Regions from separate parts of the Homo sapiens genome. Here region 2 is linked to region 1. A link is a loop called in an ENCODE intact Hi-C map of the cell type or tissue named here. Cell type or tissue: psoas muscle. All regions are shown on one strand.

Evidence for each region. Hi-C counts contacts between places; a loop is a spot of excess contacts. Peaks named below come from ENCODE experiments on the same cell type or tissue, not always from the same donor. Only the 100,000 strongest peaks of a DNase experiment are listed, where the experiment ranks them.
Region 2: a loop joins it to region 1, with 3.0 times the contacts of the local background. A loop is called at or near these places in 3 of 110 quality-filtered maps.

What each region holds. Positions count from the first base shown.
Region 1 is chr6:72,818,242-72,820,741 of GRCh38, forward strand. All of the region lies in intron 1 of KCNQ5 (potassium voltage-gated channel subfamily Q member 5), which reads left to right. Among named protein-coding and RNA genes, the nearest start is that of MIR4282, 150 kb to the right of the region's middle. In psoas muscle, no CTCF peak of the experiment used is centred here; a DNase peak (open chromatin) is centred at 1,530; H3K27ac peaks cover 2,500 bases.
Region 2 is chr6:72,746,282-72,748,781 of GRCh38, forward strand. The region is part of intron 1 of KCNQ5 (potassium voltage-gated channel subfamily Q member 5); the gene reads left to right. Among named protein-coding and RNA genes, the nearest start is that of KCNQ5-IT1, 120 kb to the left of the region's middle. In psoas muscle, no CTCF peak of the experiment used is centred here; no DNase peak of the experiment used is centred here; H3K27ac peaks cover 1,157 bases.

The DNA of each region.
Region 1 (2,500 bases):
ATCATGTTAATGTCATCATGGTTTTAACAGGTTAACTTGTTTTCTCTCTTGATTATAACCATACGTCTCTGATTTAATAAATTTTCTGAGTCTGTATTAATACAGTTGTGTGTATTGTTAAGAAATTGTTAGAATTTTTAAAAACGATTTTTCACAGAAAATAAGCATACTGCAAGAAGAAAACAGCAAGGAAGGGTATTTTTCTGAGTACTATACATTTCAGTTGTATTTGTAGTACCTATGTGACAATCTTAATTATTGGTTTTATAAAAGCTAAGATCAGGTAATTTGAAATTTACATAAACATTGCCCTTAATATTTAACTAAAATATAATATAAATTAAATTGGAAATGTTTTATTTGATTTATCTTTTACAGAAGTATAAATATTACAGCATATGAGTTATTTTATTAACCCTTGTGTTAACAATTATTTTTGAGATATTTTGGAACTTTTAATAACAGAATTACTAAATGATTCTTTAATAATTATAAAGTATGTATTATTTTAAAATAATAAATATTTAATTTAAATTTTTAAGTTTTAAAAACATTTTCATATTTTAAATAATTTTTAGTATTTGTTTAAATAATCTTTGATTAATTCTTTAACAAAGAATTAGTGTTTTTAATAACAAGATAAAATTGGCATTGTTTTCTATTTCACAGTAATGCTTCAGTCAGATACATACATATGCTTTGTTAGACATGTTACATGCTCTGAAAAAAGAGTTAATGACTGCGTGCATTCATTATGAGGTAGAAAATTCTTACTACTATTGATCTTGTTATTTCATGATTTGAAAATCTTAAAAGTTAGTAAGATGTGCACTAGATGTAGGGAATTAATGTTTGTTTTTTGGTTTTCTTAACAGTTCGACAATTTTATTTTTATTTATTTTAATTTTTTAATTATTTTTTAAAATTTGTGTGGGTACATCGTAGGTGTATAAATTTATGGTGTATGTGAGATGTTTTGATACAGGAATGCAATGTGAGATAAGCACATCATGGAGAATGGGGTATCCATCCCCTCAAGCATTTATCCTTTGAGTTACAAGAAATCCAACTACATTCTTTAAGTTATTATAAAATAAAGAATTAAGTTATTATTAACTATAGTCGCCCAGCAATAAAGCTACTAAAAAATCAACATATCGATGAATGAAAATACCAGGAATTTAAAATGGAATCATATTACATAACTTGATTCATATTATTTCATAATTTAAAGCCCTTTTTGTACAAATCACTATTAAAATCAGTACTATTTAGTGTTTCTTCCAAGAGTATTCAAAAGTAAGAATTATCTGATATTCCATAAGCAATCCAAGTCAGGAATATCTAATGTGAATGGTTGGTAAAACTGTTGGGGTCCTATAGATACATGCCCTTGCTCCAGGAAAAACTCCTTTCTCCTATCTCCTGGCTTCCAGTCCAGTGTCCCAGGGGCTCTGGCCGACAGGCTAGCATGAGCCATCATGCCTCTTGGTATGTCTCACTGGAGTAATTTCTCACCTATCATGTTTTGCCATCTCAGCTTTGTCCCAGTGCCTCTTGAGCTTCTCCGAAGGTAACCTAAGCTTCCTGTTTGTCTGCCTATTGCAACAGCACCTATTGCCACTTCCTTGGCAGCCTGTTGACTTGGAAATAGAACCCTACATTTGGTTTCTGCTCCTGACACTTTCTGAGCTTCCTCTCTGGTCTTCTCTGCTCCCATTCCTTCCTCTGCCTTTTGCTTTACAGATCCCCTTTTAAAGTCCCTTCCATCTGGGTATTACACTACTCCTCCATTTTTCTCCCTCTTCACATCTGGGTCATTAGAATCCATTGTACCAGTGTAGGCCCATTAAGGACAGATGCTTCCACTCTGCAGTAAGAATTGTGTCTCAGTTTATATTTTTCTCTGTAGACATATGTCAGCTTCTCTTGTCATAGTGTGTGTACATGCAGGTTGAACAAGTAGAGGACCTCACGGTTCCAATTTGAAGTCCAAAATACTATCACCATCAGCTGTAAATTTGGGGAAACTGAGGGACAAAGAGGTTAAATCACTTGGATGAGTCATCCAACTGGTGAGACTATGAACTGGGATTCAAGCTCAGAGAGTCAGGATGACGAAGTGTGTGCTCCTAAACACTTACCTTAATATGAGGGTAAGCAGGCAGGGTGAAATATTGAGGACACTAACAAATCTAGTCACCCTTTACCTGGGTCCTTCTTTTTCTTTCTTTCTTTCTTTCTTTTTTTTTTTGTAAGTTGATTTAATAGGTTGTAAGTTTATCTACGAATTCCAAAAAGTAGGTGTGTTCTTTAATAAGCAGTGTATTTGAGTATCTTGTTTTCCTATAGTGAGGAGAATAAAATATGTAAAAGCAGGAAGACAGAGGAAGCCTGGGTGAAAGGCTCAGAGAATGTGGCAGCATTTTTTTTTCTCTCCTTGGCATCACATCAAAGACAGACTCACAGAAAAAGACAGGCAACCCTCAAGATATTAATG
Region 2 (2,500 bases), 72 kb before region 1:
ATTCCCCTTGCTACCGATTGCCACCTTATTTAAAAGTCTGCATTATTGTTGACCTGCCCCAAGACCTGGTTTCTTGATACCCAGTCTTCTCTTTCTCATGATTTTCTCCGTGCAACTTGTTAAACTTTTACTTTCTTTCAGAAAGCACTGGGAGGCAGTTCAGATGTACCAGGGTAGACAGGCTAGTGATCAAGGGTGAGTCAGGGATTTGCTGACAGGTACTAATGGGAGTAGTCATTGAACTAAACCTGAAGCAACAGTGAAACAAAACAAGGTTTGCATCACTTCTAAAGAAGATACTTAGAATTGTTTTCTTCCTCTTGCTTCAACAACTACATTGGATATATTTAGCTGAATGCTTTATTTTGACTCTAAGCAAAATCTCATAGCAACATCTTTTCTTTCAAAGTACCATTAATGTAATTTTGAGTACAGGAATAAGGAAAAAAGTTAGAAAATTTCATTGAGGATAATAAATTGAGACCAAACACTACCAGATAATACATCAAGAACATTAACATTAACAACATCCTTTTATGTTATGCTACATTCTTGTGTTAAACTAATGTATACCATACATTATAGATACTAATGTAGTAGTTGCGGAAAATAATGACGCTCTTTGATTCTATCTAGCAGAACTGCAAACTCTTAATTATAATAACAAAAGATTATGTGTTACACTCTAAGTCTTGCCTAGAATGATACAAGATATGGATTTTGAGTTATTTTAAGGATTATAATCCTTATATTTATGTTCTAGTTCAGGGGTTGATGATAACCTAAGGTCCAGAATTTGGATAGGAAAAAAAATGTATTTGTTTTTCCTAACTCTAACTGATATTTGATATCTCCTTCAATTATTAATGTAAGCCACAAACCTCAGGGGTTATGGCATCAATAGAAATCCTAGATTAATTTTAAATTATATCACAGGTATTGAATATATCTCAAATATAATTTATACTTAGCACTTCTTCAGAATTATGTTAGCTACTTAGACCTGCTGTGATACCTTATTTAATGCATTAATAAAGAATTCTTTTAATATTTTGATAACTATTTCTATATACTCATTTTTCCTTGGAATATTTTTATTTTATGCATTTTAAAACAATTCTGTTGAAAATAGTTCCTCGGGCTTCATGGGACTGCCAAAGTGGCCCATGACACAAAATCGGATAAAAATTTCTCTGCTAGTTTTAGTACCTTCTGTTTCATGATGGCAAATTAAAAGGCAGGTTCAAATGTCAGCATTATATACTACAATTTTCTTTCTTTCTCAGTCAGACAATTCATTAATCATCTGATATTTTTTATAATACTATACCTAACATGGGGATAAATGACTGAAAAAACAGGGTTGTAAAAATAGAAGCATAGCATACATTCCTGTCCTCAATGATATTCAGTCTAGTTAGTTACATAGCATATGAATTGCCATTGTCCATATCATATCTTAAAATAATTCTTATACTGTATTTTTATAATGCTTAAAAAATGTACTCAAAATGCTGTCCTCTGTAAGAACTCATTGAACACCTTCAACAGGGTTGTTAAATTGGTAAAGCAAGATCCTACTAGGTTTATAAATAAAGAAAAGGCTTTCCCTTAAGTAGTGAGAGATGAAGCAAGAAAACACTCAGCTCTCCCAAACTGTAGTTCAGTGGGACTTTCATTTCACATCATTTCCTTAGAAAAATCCTACGTCAGAAAATCTTCAGTCTTTTTCGTTGTATAATCTATACATCTCCGAAAAGTGTAAGATGGCTTGTTAAGAATAAAGTGTGGTTTGGTTGTGTAAGACCAACCAGAAAGGGGAAAGGGAAGAGGAATGATGTTGAGATTGGGAGAGTAGTTGCTGTCTGTGATCTTTTATACAGTTGATGTGTGATAGTTGTTTGTTTGTTTGTTTGTTTTTTTAATTCCAACCTGTTCTTAAATGCAAATACAAAAACTAGAGAAAGAGATGGAATCAAGCTAAGGTTAAACTCAAAAGTGACTTCAGTATCAACTTGTTGGTTGTATGTAGCCTTTCTGTCACAGAACTGTGCCCTGGGTTCTTTTTACTCAAAAAGTATTCCATAAAACAACCGCCTATTGGTGCATTACTTCACAGCCTGTTATGAATGAGAATCTTGAGTCCCACCCCAGACTTAATGAATCAGAATCTGCATGTTAACAAAATTCTCAAGTGATTTGAATATACAGCAAAATTTGAGAACCACAGATGACTTTCAATTCACCCATAATAACTGAGAAAAGACTGTAAATTCCTACACCTTGTTCTTCCATAATTTAAGGAGTTTCTTGCTTTGTTTCTACCTTCATTAAGGGATATGAGGCCCATGCTAAGAAAAATGCGTTTAATAACTACTTTGAGTGAAAAATCTCACTAAATCAGGCAGTTGTTCCTAAAGAGAATTTAAACAGATTTTCATCATAGACAGCATGGTATCTGAGACAAACCTGCCCCTGTTGGTGCTGTACCAGGCAAACT